Regions from separate parts of the Homo sapiens genome. Here region 1 is linked to region 2. Evidence: chromatin contacts called from ENCODE Hi-C data. All regions are on one chromosome and are shown on one strand. Each heading gives the region's core, a stretch centred on a gene start or an enhancer-like site at or near the end of the contact. The rest is flanking DNA. Distances are from core to core; before and after follow the strand shown.

Region 1 (6,823 bases), core at 2,056-4,555, 220 kb after region 2:
TTACTTTCAAGTGTGTAGAGTAACCAGAACTGAACTAATAAAGTGCAGCAGTTCTGCTTTAATGAGCAGAAAAGAGTAATTTGTAATTAGCATATACATTATTTGTACATAATGAGTGCTTCCAAAGTCCTTATGGGGTTGTTTGTCTTCCTAAGTATTTAAAACCCCACCTCCTCCCAACCATCTTGTTTATGCTGTTTATTTGTACTATCTGTTCTTAAAAATGCACCCACGTGCATATGTACACACTGACACATTCATTCGCCTGCAGCCATCTGTACATTGTCTGCAGCCAGAGAGGCACACATAGGAACACGCAGCTACCATTTCACTCATTTGTAAATGTAACCCCACACTTGCATGCACCAGCACAGATACACAAACACTCAGGTCTACACATAAAAATGCACATGCATGTGTACACACATGTACATGTACCTGTTCCCTTGTATATACACATGCCCAGGAAGTACACAGAACATGTACTTTCATAAGAAGCCACAGGTGCAAACTTGCATTTATAACTGTGCCCATGCACATACATGTGTATACACACAGGTCACAGGCCTACATGCACACATGTTCAAACAGATACATAAATCTGGGAGGAATTGGGGCTTCAATTGGTCTCTTTCTCCTCAAGTACTGATGATGTAAAGCTTTTTATGATTTTGGTCTTGTCCAAAGATTTGAGGTTTTGGAGTCTTCGTCTTCTTGTTCAAAGCATCTTGTTCTTGTGTGGATCAGCTACTGTTAGCTAATGTTACCTATCTGTTACCCTGCTGGAAAGCTGGATTTATGAATGATCCCTAAAATAAAGGTCCTATGTGTACCACAGCAATAGGCCTAAATGAGTAGCTGAGAGGTGAACTTTTGCCGCCTTGGGACCAGGCCTCTGCTGGGGCAATAAGCAGTAAATAACTGTAGCTAGTACCATTATTTTTGGGCCCTTACACAAAAAACTCTGCATAGTGATAAGGTAGACTGAAAACAAGCAGCTTCTGAGTAGTAATTGTGTACCAGGATTTCTCATCTACATTGCCACATGGACTTACTCTATAGCATTTTGAGGTCAGAATAATTATCCTTATATTACAGATAAGAAAACTGAGGCTCAACGAAATGAAAGCATTTGCTCACGGCTGCACAAACATGGGTTTGAACCCAGGAGAATCTCTTGCATTATTTAATCTCTTCTCCTTAGCTCACCACCCTCTACCCTGCTGGGTCCCCCAAACACAGGGTCTGCTGGAGCAGATATGAGACAAGGACAGAGCTGGTGATAGTCTTTGGTGCCTCTGAACTTGCATGAGGTGTTTCTGCATGGTTGAAGAGCAATGATGAGATGCTCCATTCACCCAAGGGTCAGAGGTGGTCTTTCCTGGGGAAAACATGACTCAGCTTTTCTGACCTTGTGGTTCGCTTTTGACATGACTCCAGAGAAGGTGCTGGTAAAGCCATCGTTTCTCTGAGGATTTGAGTAGATACCACACCTCAGCTCCAAAAATTAGGTTCGCAACAATTTACAATAAGATATATACCCTAGGTGAACAAGCAAAGGACCAGGACTCCTTTATCGTGTTAGAAATGTCATAGTTCCTAAAATGTCTAAGCTGTATGGTTGGTCACCTGCCATTCATTGGCCAAGCATTGTGCTTAGATGAACCTGGGCATAGGAAAAGTTGAAGGAGACATCCAGGCCACTTTTGGTTTACATTACTGGAAACATTTTAAAGACAAAAAATCATGCAGATGTTTTTATAGCTATTATTTTATTTTAGCCTTAAAACACTCATGAGGAAAGTAATGTTAATAACAATAATGGTGACAACAGCTGACTTTTATCGAATAGTTACTATCAACCAGGTCCCACAATACTCTCAATGTGCTAAGTGCTTCACGTGCAATAGTCTATTCAATTCTCACAACAACCCAATGAAGTTTGAGTCCTACAGTGGGTTATTACTGCTCCATTTTCCTGTTGAAAAATAAAGAATCAGTGAGGTAAAGTGACAGGGGCAGCATCTGCGGTAGAATCCAGGTCTCCTGACTCTTCAGACTGATCTCATGTCCTAGTACCATCCAGGGTCAGAGACTGCAAGGGCAGGTGGAATAAGGTTAGGGTGCTGGGAACAATATGCTGGTGTGTACTCCAGCCTCTGTGGCCCTAAAACTGTCACAAGTGATGGTTTCCAACCAAGTCAATTGGGTGTCTGACTTTCATCCTGGGACCAGGAAAGTGGGGCTTCACGACTGCCTTGATGGTACTGGTTTGTTTTACAGTGTTTGCCAGTTTCTGTGGTGTAAATACTTACACTATGTCTGATTTCAAGCTAGCAACTGTTTAGCAATTGGGAGAGAAGGATAGAGGGAGAAGGGAAGAGAGAGAGGCATTTGCTTACATCATGTCTGATTTCAAGCTAGCAACCGTTTAGTGATTGGGAGAGAAGGATAGAGGGAGAAGGGAAAGGAGAGAGGCATATGTAACAACTGCATATTTAACAGTTGGCTTTCTGGCTCCTCCAGCCGACTGCTTGGGCCCAACACCCTAGCAATTAACCTTTTGCTACTCCTGGGCTCCAAGGAGGCCAGGCCGTGGGAACAGAGCACCAGAAGGATATTTCAAGGCAGTTTCTCCATTGCCTCAGCCTGGATGAGGCTGATAGTGTTTTACTTCTTCCTTTGCCTCCCTCAGGGAGAAAACAAAGAGTGGATCCCAGAAAGGCCAGGGCCTCTAATCTCTCAGTACAAGTCTTTGAAAGGAGAGGAAGGGAGCTGGGTCTACCGCAGAGAGCTGGCAAGGCTGGGTCTCTGGAGGCTGGGGCCAGGGGCTCCGCGTGTGGAGTATGGAGCAGAGCCGGTGGGCTGGGAGGAAACGACTGGCGGAAGGCCTCCTGGACCCTCTATCCTGTCTTCATAACTCCCACACAGATTAATGAGCCTCAGGATGCCCTTGGTTTTGGCCAGCCATGCTTGGGGCCTCCCCAAAATAGACAGGACGCCCAGTGCCTCTTGCTATTGTCCCAGCTATTGTCTTTATGAGCCTCCTGGGTTCAGGGATCACATCCTAACTCTTCCTGTTCGTGCTTAATCACCATCCGGATGGATGGACACTTGCAGACAGACTGGGGGCAATGCAGACTCAGGGAAGCCAGTACTGTGTGCGTGTGGAGAGATCTGGCCCCACCGTGTCCATGGCTGAAAAGGGAGAAATGGGGCCATGGTGGAGCTTTTGCAAAGACTCAGCGCTCCTTTCTTGGCTGAGGCTGGCTGAGGGGGCCACCAGGCTCAGAGCTGGTGCCCTGGGGTAGGGCAGTGTATGGGGCAGAGTCAGCCACTAGGGGGCAGGCCCCGACAGCAGGTGGGCCAGGCAAAACCCTGTCAATGCTCAAAAGGATGGTGGGAGGACTGACAGCCACAAAAACTGACCCGCTTGGGGTCTTGGGGCCCCCTCCAGGGTCTGGTCAGCTCCAGAGAGAACCAACACCCAGGGGAGTCTGGGAAGCAAGGACAGCAGTGATGGGAAGCTATCCGTAGATTCCCTGTATCATCCTAGTCTGGGGTGATGGAACTGTGATGAGCCGCATCTGCGTCTGGATGGGGATGGGCACGTGGCTTCCCCCTGCTGTGGAAGATGCAAGGAGCAGGAAGAACAGTGACAGAGAAGGACAGGCCTGGGGATAGGGTCAGGAGCTGGCAGCTGCAGCCCCAGCACAAAAGCCAGATGCAGGAACCCTGGCTTGGGGTATACAAGCCCCTGAAGGGGCCTTTTTGGTTTGTATCCTCCTGGGCCTGCCTGGCCAGGCCAGCTTCCTGTTAGCCTAGCAAAGCTGAGATTTGTCAGCTACTCCAAAGCAGTCCCTGCCCTTCCTGCTCTTGACTCTGCAGTATTTTGCCTTGGTTGATTCTGGCAGCTTGTGAGCCCTCTGAGCCTGCTGCCTGCCCCGGATGAAGCTGTCTGAGGTTCAGCTGAGCTGTCTGAAAGCCAGAGAAGCTTAGGATTTACCCTGAGGGAAAAAGACTGGGATGCACCCACTACTGGGAGGCCTGATAGACCCAGTGACCTATGGCAAACCATTTATTCTATTCAGCCATTCTCCCATCCATCCATCCCCTCCATCCATCTAGCCCCTCATCCATCCATCCTTCCATCAACTCACCCACCCAGCCACCCACCTACCCAGCTACTCATTTATCTACCCTGCCATGTATCCCTCCATCCTTTTCCATCCATCTGCCCATCCTTCCCCATTCATCCATTTATCAATCCATCTATTTTCCATCCATCCATTAATCTATTCTATCAGTATATGTCATTGAAACTTCCTCTGTGCCAGGCTCTCTTTTGGGTCCTGAGAATGCAGCAGTTCACATGACAGAAAAAGTTTCTGGATCATAAGAGCTAAATTTGAATGGCAATGTCCCAGTGACAAGCCAAATCACTCACTATGACATAAGGATGGAAATTGATGGCTCAGCTCTTAATCCATCGAGGCAGCAAACTCCCTACACCTCTTGCCCTGATACATACAGATATATTTACAATATGTATGAAGGCACCCCAAAATATGCATACCTGTGTATGCTCACATTGCATCCCCTTGGATAGCAACATGTCTTCAGGATAATTTGTGTACACATACCACCATACCCGAATGTATAACTATCTAAATACGTGCATGTGCATGGACATAAATTCACATATGCACACATGTACGTATAGGCACACAAGGCACTTACACATATTTGCACATATACATACATGTGCACATATACATACTTGTATATGTGCACCAGGAACACACAGGTGCACACACACACACACACACCTGTGCACAGCTACTCAGGCACATTGGCATATGCACTTTAACTTCATACAAATATATACACTTGGGTACAGTTTGGATCTGTATGCATATAAGATACATGTGCTCACATATGCACCTATCCATGCACACAGGTTGCATGTACATGAGCCTACACATGTGCATGTAAATACTCCCTCTGACTTTGACCTTTCACCAAAACCCCCGAACCCTACCATTTCCCCATTCTGTCCTGGGGAATTATCCATATCTCTGACAAGAGAATGGGTTACTAATGCAGCCACAGAGCTGTTTTGACACTTTTGATGAATAACATTCAATACTATTAATTGGAACAATTGCTTTTCATTTAACTAAATCATGGGAATTGCTAAACTAAATTGAAACGGAATGTGATTTTGCTTCGCACTGCTTTAATATGGGCCTCTAAATGTCTTCTCTCTGAAGGATTAGTAACTTAATCACCCACCAGTGATAACTGCTTCCCAGGCTCAGCCGGGAGGCTTCCTGCTCAGCAGCAGCCTGGCTGGTGAGGAACTGGGGGCCCAATGGCAACTACTCTGCCCCTTGCTTCCTCTCCCTGCATTATTCATCGTGGGGGAACACGGTTCTCTCCCTTCTCTGAGTCCAGCAGGACCCTCAGAGACAATTTCCATTTTCCCTGGGCTCTGCCTGTCTGCGTCCTGTCGAGGAGCTCTCATTCCAGGATCCTGGATGTGGGCGTGGATTCTGTCTCTGAGCTTCTCTGAGCCTTGCTGGAACACTTCGTCCTGAGAACACTGGCTCTGGAATCCTGGGGCCACGTATACCCTGAGGGCAGCCCAGTGCCTGGCTTAGCTTCCAGGGGCAAGTTGATGTGGGCCAGAAATGTTCCCTGCACTGCCTGGGGGAGCAGGGAAGGCCCCAGCCAGCTGGGCTGTTGCAGGGTGACCAACTGTTCTGGTTTGCCTGGGACTGAGGGGTTTCCAGGACATGGAACTTTTCAGGGCTAAAACTGGAAAGTCCCTGGCAAATCAGAACAGCTGATCATCCTAACTGTGGTGTCATCTGTGCCTCCAGCTAGAAATCATGTTTAACATTTATTGAGTGCTTACTGTGTGCTAGGTGCTTGACATACATTATTTAAATGTTGTGACAATGTTATGGGGATATGTTCTATTAACATATTCATTGTATAAGTGAGAAAACTAAGACTCAGTTATTTTTTAATCTTATCTATGTCCTCACAGGTGTGGACACAACAATAACAACAAGGATAACAAGGATAATAGGAGCTAATTTTATAAGAGCTTGCTCTGTGATAAGCACTTCTGCTAAAGGCTCAATGTGCATCCTACAGCAATCTTGAAGTTAGGTACCATTTTTGCTGTTCCTTCACAGAAGTGAAGGTTATTGCTAGTGAGTGCTAGACTGTGATTCTAGACCTAGCAGCGTCTCCCACCAGCCTCTACTGTGTTGGCTTGCCTGTTAGGCTACATGGGGCCTCCCAAGTCCTTTTCCTCTGGGTGGTCTAAGGAGACCCAGGCTACAGGATTCTGGAGGGTGAGGTCCTTAGCAAATTGAGTTGCTGAGCTTAGTGTGGCCTCTTCTAGGTACAGCTTCTGTCCTTGGGTGTGCAAAGGAGACATGGCCACTCCCTGAATAGGGATTTCAGGGACAGCCACCCCACCCCTTTCCACTGACACGGTTCCTGACACTGGGTCCTCTGAGTGGATTTGGCATGTGATTGTGGGGCCTGTGAGTTCTTATAAAGCCAGGTTCTTGCCTGCTTCTGCTGATCTAGGACTTGTTTGGACTGCAGCAACTTGTTTGCCCTGCAGCATGGTAGGTTGCCGTATCTGCCTCTCCATCCTCTCCTCCTCCCCAGCCCCAAGGTTGTCAGGAAAAATTGCTAAATTTGGCTCTGAGTTGTCACTCCAAAATATTTACAGGAAGAGAAAGGAGCCTGCTTTAAGGGGGTCCTTATTGGACCACTCCTAAGGGTCAGGTACTGTATC
Region 2 (6,810 bases), core at 3,634-6,133:
CAAAAATATGTACAAACAAGATGTGCATCGCAAGTGTTGCCTGTGGGGGTGGGGGTAGGACACAAGGATTGGCAATAAAATAAAATGTAAAATGAAGTAAGATGGGGATAAGGAGCCTCAAGTGTTCATCTGGAGGAGATGTGGATTTTAGGACACATAGCCCTTCTTGTCTAAGGTTTTAGACCTGCTCACCAGTGGCCCCGGGAGGCAGGAGGTTGTGGAGTTGGCTTCAGAAGCCTGCCTCCCACCTCCAAGCTCATATTCTGGCAGGAACCACTTCTACCCTGGATGGAGTGAGTCGGCCAACAACATGAGACATTTTGATGCTTTTTTTCCCTATCACAGCGCATTTTTACTCAGATACATGATCTCCTTGGGACACCCTTTTAACTCGTGTTTATTCTACATGCCCCATGGTACAGTTAATTTTCATCGGCAATCTGAAAGCCAGCAACAGCCGCAGAGCTTGTCTAATCACCAAGGAGTCAAAGACATGCAGCCCCGCGGCCCCTTTCAGTAGAGGTGAAGGAACTCACTGGAAAAGCCCTCCCCAGTTTATGATTAAATAGGCTACTAAAATGGAGGGTAGCTTATAGGATTTATCTGGGCAGAGCGCCTTCATACTTCCAGGGCAGGAACCAGTAGGACAGACAGTGTCATTTAAGTCCTTCCTGCTGATCAGTATCCTTAGGTTGGAATTTATGCTCTCAGCCCATAGGGACTCTTGTTCCCTCCACTTCGGCACTTGGCACTCTGCTTCTGAGCCTTTGGCCTTCAGGAGGCGAAAGAGAACTGGATACACCAAGGCTTTGAAGATCCTGATGAGCTTTTGCCATCCGAGGAGCATGTAGACTTGAGCTGTGTTTGCTACACCCAGATGTGGCTCCCTCCTCTCTCTTGGGCTTACTGATCATTTAGAACCAGTTTAATTAGCACTGGTGTCTGCTTTTCCAAAGATTGCCTGGTAGGAGGCAGAAATCTGGGCCAGGTTAGTGAGGCAGCATGCAAACTGGAAGAGACCACCAGGGAACTTGTACAATGTAAGTCTTACTCCAAGCTTTCCATTGCTTGGAGAAGGGTGTTCTAAATCACCCTTGGTCTTCCCGACTTCAGTTGCAGACTCAGAAGGAGGGCAGATTCTGGGGCGATTTCTTGACCCAGTGGTGATGGGGTCGTGGGAACTCAGCTTCTAGGGAGACAGGGTAGGTTTCCTGTCCCCAGATTAATAAACCAAGGTCACTTCTCCTGAACTGTGATGATGCCTGGCCCTGTTCTTAGTGGGCATAGATGGAGTTAACTTTTTTTTTTTTTTTTTTTTTTTAGAGGCGGGGTTTCACTATGTTACCCAGGCTGATCTCGAACTCCTGGACTCAAGCGATCTTCCCATCTCAGCCTCCCAAAGTGCTGGGATTATAGGCATGAGAGTTAGATTTTTCACATGGGATTTTTGCCAATTGATTAGTCTGTTGCCCCAGCCAGGATTAGGACAAAAGGGCTTTGCATCCCCACAGCCTCTCTTGATTGATCTTGTTCATGCACAGATGGAATTCGGACACCCTTTGGGTATGTGAATAACCCTTACAGGCCACAGGACCCAGATTAGTGACACCACAACTGGGCATCATCTGAGTAGGGAGGACAGGAGCACTGAGCTCCAAGTCAGAAGATCCGAATTAAAAAATGACCACCTTTAATGAGGTATAATTCACATGTAATAAGTGCACTCATTTAATTGGATAGTCAATACGTTTTGACAAATCAGTACACCACAGTGACCACCAAAATCAAATATAGAACATTTTCACCCAAAAAGTTTCTCATGATCTTTTGTAGTCAACAGCCACCCCGACTTTGCCCCCCAGCCTCAGGCATCACTATTCTGCTTTCTGTCACTATGGGCTAACTTTGCCTTTTCTAGAATTTCATACACATGGGATCATTTAGGATATACTCTTTTGGGTCTGGAGGAGACCTGGTTTAAGCCCCACACCCAAAATTAGATAACTTTGTGACCCTTGGCAAGACATAATTTTGTCTTCAACTCAGTTTCCTTACCAGTGCAATGGGGTGGTAATAACTTAAAACCAGCAAGCCTTCCTTCCTTCCTTCCCTCTCCCTCCCTCCCTCCCTCCTGTCCTTCCATGTGCACAGGTGCCACAGTGAGCTCCATTGTAAAATTCCAGAAAGGAGCTGGGTCAGGGGTTGCTCAGGAAACAGGAGCCTCTGCTCCCTCCACGTGTGTCACAGAGGGCACCCGCTGCCCCTCCCTCCATGCCCATCCCAGCCTCCCTGGTGCCGTGGTGTGCAGGTCCCCGCATCTCCTTCAAGGTGGACTCCTTTTATTTAAACAAGGGAGATAGGAAGTCACCCCGGAAAGAACCAGATGCGGTGATGAGGGCCCCCACCCTCAAGATGGGCAGAGGCCAGAGGTGACCAGGACCTAAGCAGAGGGGAGGACCATGTCAGGGGGTGGGGGTGCACAGAGGCCCGGAGTGGGGCCCGCCTGGCCCTGGGGCTCGGGACACTGGAGTTTTCAGGGGGAGCAGTGAGTGGAAGGCTCGTGGAGCTGCTGGACACCAGATGAGTGTTGGCATCAGGACACACACATTGCTCAGAACCACCCAGGAACAATCTGATGGACACCTTTGTGCCCTTCACAACACAACTCACTGACACTGGACACCCAGAAGCACTTGCAGATAAGAGACCACTGCACACAGAGCACAGTCCCTGCTTCCCTGGAGCTCACGTGCTAAAACATGACCCACATCCAGGCTGCAGCCCGTCCTTAGCCAGGGATGTGGAGGGTCCTGAGTCTGGTCCTGTTGAGTCCTGAGTCCTCCAGACTGGCCCTGCCAAGTTGCCAGGCATCTGATGCAGCAGAGCAGCGCTATGCTGCCCTCTGCTGGCCACATGGAGGCAGTGAGTCCCCACACTGCTGTCCACTCCTGGCAATGGGCTCAGGGGAAGTGGACTGTGTTTCTGGTCCCTTGCTTCTGACAACCTGATAGAGCAGATATGGAAGGGCAGAGGCACTATAAGAACTCTTCTCCCAGTTCCTTGATTCCCCCCCATTATTCCTTGTGTGTCCCCCACTTCCCCTCCCTTCCCTGTGTCTGGATTTAAGAAATGACAGTTGAGGCAAATCATGTTGCTTTTTCGGCCATCTCCTGCAGTGTCCCCTTTCCATGGCCTCATCCTGTCATGGCCCTGAGCTGTTGCAACTGGTTCAGGGAGGTCTCTCTTGGCCATCTTTCATCCAGTGGGGATGGAGAGACCAGTGCCATTTCTGGAGGGAGCACCTGAGTTTGGAGGTGAAACATAGGTGATACCTTATCCAGGTGACACCTTCCCTAGGCCACAAAACCATAGTTTCTAGATGGAGCTGGGCATGGTGGCTCATGCCTATAATCCTAGCACTTTGGAAGGCTGAGGCTAGAGGATGGCTTGAGGCCAGGAGTTTGAGACCAGCCTGGGCAACATAGGCCCTGTCTATACAAAAAAATAACAATTTAAAAAATTAGCCGAGTGTGGTATGTGTGCCTCCAGCCCTAGCTACTCATGAGGTTGAGGCGGAAAAGTCACTTGAGCCCAGGAGTTTGAGGCTGCAGTGAGCTGTGATCAGTTGTACCACTGCATGTCAGCCTGGTCAACACAGCGAGACCTTGTCTAAAAAAAAAAAAAATAAAAATAGATGGACTGGTGCCGTGCCTTTTTTTTTCCCCCCACAGATTCTTTGACATGCCTCCCATGCAGAGGTGGGGTCTATGTCCCTCTCATGAATCTGGCCAAGTTGGTAGTGGTTTTGACCCAGGGTTGTGTGAAGTGATGTGGTGTGACTTCTGAGGCTGGGTCACGAAAGGCCATGCAGCTCCTGCCTGGCTTGCTGGGACACTGCCACCCGAGCAAGCCAGCTACCTGATAACCAGGATGCTGGAGAGGCTACTCATGGGCTGTGGTTCATGATGCCATCTGAGAAGTGGGTCCTCTGGCCCAGCTCTTCCAGGGCCCAGCCTTCTGGGTCACTGTCAGCTGAGGCCCAGACATGCAGGAGTACAGACAAGCTGTCCCTCCTGTGCCCTGTCCCAATTCCTGACCTGGCTTCTGGAGCTTGGTTTGGAGATGGAGCCCACCTTGACAATGCTGTTTCCCTGGGAGAATGGGCCCCCTCTTGGCTGGCTTGCAGGAGCTCTGGGAGTCTCCTTCCCCTGTGACTCCTAGGGGCTTGGTGGCTCTGAGCTGGGCAGCTCCACATTCTCTCAATTTCATTCTGTCTGATCCATGTTAGTTTTATTTACTTTTTATGTATTTTTTATTTTTCTGACATAGAATCTCGATCTGTTGCCCAGGCTGGAGTGCAGTGGGGATCATGGCTCACTGTAACCTTCAACTCCTGGGCCCAAGGGATCGTCCAGCCTCTGCCTCCCAGAATCCATGTTCGTTTTAATATGAAAGCAACGTTTTATGCGACAACCAGGAGCTCTGAAGGGTTTTCACGTGGATGAGCCACACGCCGGGATTTGGAATTGCGGGAAGTGCCCAGCGAGTAGGGTAGGAGGAATGTTGGGGGTGGGACTGGACTAGAAGGGAGGCTGGGACGTCGTCGAGAACGAGATTGCAGGGACGCTGCGGTGGGAGAAGTCGAATTCCCACCCTGTTCGTCCTCCGCAAAGAGTGACTGAGGCTCAAAAAGCCACAGCCTTGCCCAAAACGGATGCAGCGGGCGCAGGCACGGTCCACACCCCGAAGCTTGCCGATGCCCTCGGCGGCAGCCCGTCCTGCAGAGCCGCGTTCCCTGCGCCCAAAGCAAGGTCGGACCCCCACCGGGATTCCCGGAACCGGGTGTCCCGCGCGTCCCCAGCGCAGGCAGAGACGGCGAGACTTCCGGGTCGGCGTTGCACACGGCGGCCGGCAGGCGGCGCTGGAGCCCCGCGTTTGGGCAGCCAGGACGCCCTTGCGCTGCTTCGGGTCCTGCGAGCGCCCAGGGAGGGGGTGAGTGCGGGGAGGGGTCAGACCCGTGTCTTGCCCGGTGCGAGCTCACCGCCTGCCCACCGGGCACGTCCACAGCAGCTCAGTCCCGGTCTGAGCGCATCGGAGTGAAAACAGCCCCCGCACCTCTCGTGACGGTGTCCCCTTCTCTGTCCACGTTGCAAGAAGCTATACTGTACTCACCAAGTCTTTAAATCTTGACCACTTCACCAAGGAAGGTATGAACCTCTCCATTTTACAGGCCCAGTTCAAAAAGCAACGACAAAAATCAACACCAGCAAACCTTTATGGAGTTCTAATTATTGACCTGGCCTGCCAGGGTCCTTCAGAGTGGAGTTGGGGTGGGTGCGGGAGAGGGGTCAAAAGCCAGCCCTCAGGAGGGGGCCACCCGCGCAGCCCTCTCTCCACCATCAGGGCTCTTGCAGACCCAAGGGCCTGCCAGGAGAAGCAGATGGGCCATGGTAAATCTGAGGGGCCATTGGGATGCCCAGACTGTCCCAGGTCACCCCATTTCTGCATTTTTGTTCATTTTGTTCAGGTGGCCCTGAATGTTGTGCCCTCCTCTTGGGAACTGTAAGTAATACAATCTTCCTTTCAGGCAGTTGACTCTGTGTCTGTCATCTTCCCATACCTGATTACAACAAAATCATCCCATGTACATTTTTAAACAACTGTCTAAGATTGTCGCAGGGCTCAAATGACTTAACTTTAAGTGCTTACAATGATGCCTGACACATGGTAAGGCTAATCGAGGAGTAGCTATTGTTACATCTCTTTCTCCAGCCTCTTCCTTCTTTGCACCAACTGCCTCCCTCTGAGCAATTTTGAGGGAGGTTTATCTCGAGGTGCAGCCAATCCCAGCTGCTAGGGCCAAGATCAGCCACGTGCTCCTTTCCCTTGGCCATGGCTTTGGACACTCCAAGCTGGCAGTGAGTGCCAGGTGAGGGGGCTGCTAGGAGCCGGCAGGGGGGATCTCACCTTTGTGCCACTTATGTCCCTAATCAGGGGCAACCTCCCCAAATCTGCACCCCCAAATCCCCTCCCCAGCTTGACTGGAGAAATCACTCTAACTCCCAATGATAGCAACTCCAAATCATAGCAATAATAATTTACTGAGTGCTTACAGTGAGCCAGACACAGTGCTAGCATCTTGTACCAGCAGTTCTCAAACTTTTTGGCTTCAGGAACCCTTTACACCCTAAGAATGATCAAGGCCCTCAAAGCTCTTGTTCATGTGGGTTGTATCTATCACTAATTACCATTTTAGGAGTCAAAACAAATTTTAATAATATTTATTTATAATTTATTTAAAATAGCAATAATAAACACTACATGTGAGCATAAATAATATATTCCTATGACAAATAACTATATTTCACAACACACAAAATTTAAAGAGAAGGAAGTGTGGCTTTGTTTTATATTTTTGCAGATCTCTATAATGTCAGCCTTAATAGAAGACAGTTTGATTTTTATATCTGCATCTGCAAGTTTTTGAGATACCACATGTCATGTAGCCCCTGTAATATTCCACTGGGAGTTTTAAAAAGCTTTCACTGAGAGCAAAAAACCCCCACAAATAACATGTTTGTATTATTGTCAACATTATTCTGAATTTTATGGACCATCTGAAAGGGTCTCAGAGACCCCAGAGGTGCCCATAATACACTGTGGAAACTGCTGCCTGATATACATGATGGGTAGCTTCCAATATTGCCCCATTTTTACATATGAGGAAACTGAGGCACAAGGAGATTAAAGTGACTTGTCCAAGGTCATGCAGCCAGGCATCAAAGCTAGCTGGGGAGTCACTTGATTTTG

The links. Hi-C counts contacts between places; a loop is a spot of excess contacts on that map. Pooled maps may share reads with other maps.
Region 1: a map of endothelial cell of umbilical vein shows a loop between it and region 2 (17-fold over the local background). The contact joins two enhancer-like sites. A Hi-C loop is called at or near these places in 2 of 168 maps with a recorded cell type or tissue (endothelial cell of umbilical vein and mammary epithelial cell), 10 of 37 single-sample maps with no recorded cell type and 11 of 50 pooled maps.

Annotation. Positions count from the first base shown.
Region 1 is chr20:39,265,791-39,272,613 of GRCh38, forward strand. No RefSeq gene overlaps it. Among named protein-coding and RNA genes, the nearest start is that of LINC01734, 44 kb to the left of the region's middle. RefSeq lists an enhancer at 3,590-4,090. Within about 2 kb of position 3,306, at least 5 of the 41 ENCODE cell types and tissues checked have a DNase peak (open chromatin) inside an H3K27ac peak, as active enhancers do.
Region 2 is chr20:39,045,333-39,052,142 of GRCh38, forward strand. No RefSeq gene overlaps it. Among named protein-coding and RNA genes, the nearest start is that of DHX35, 86 kb to the left of the region's middle. Within about 2 kb of position 4,884, at least 16 of the 41 ENCODE cell types and tissues checked have a DNase peak (open chromatin) inside an H3K27ac peak, as active enhancers do.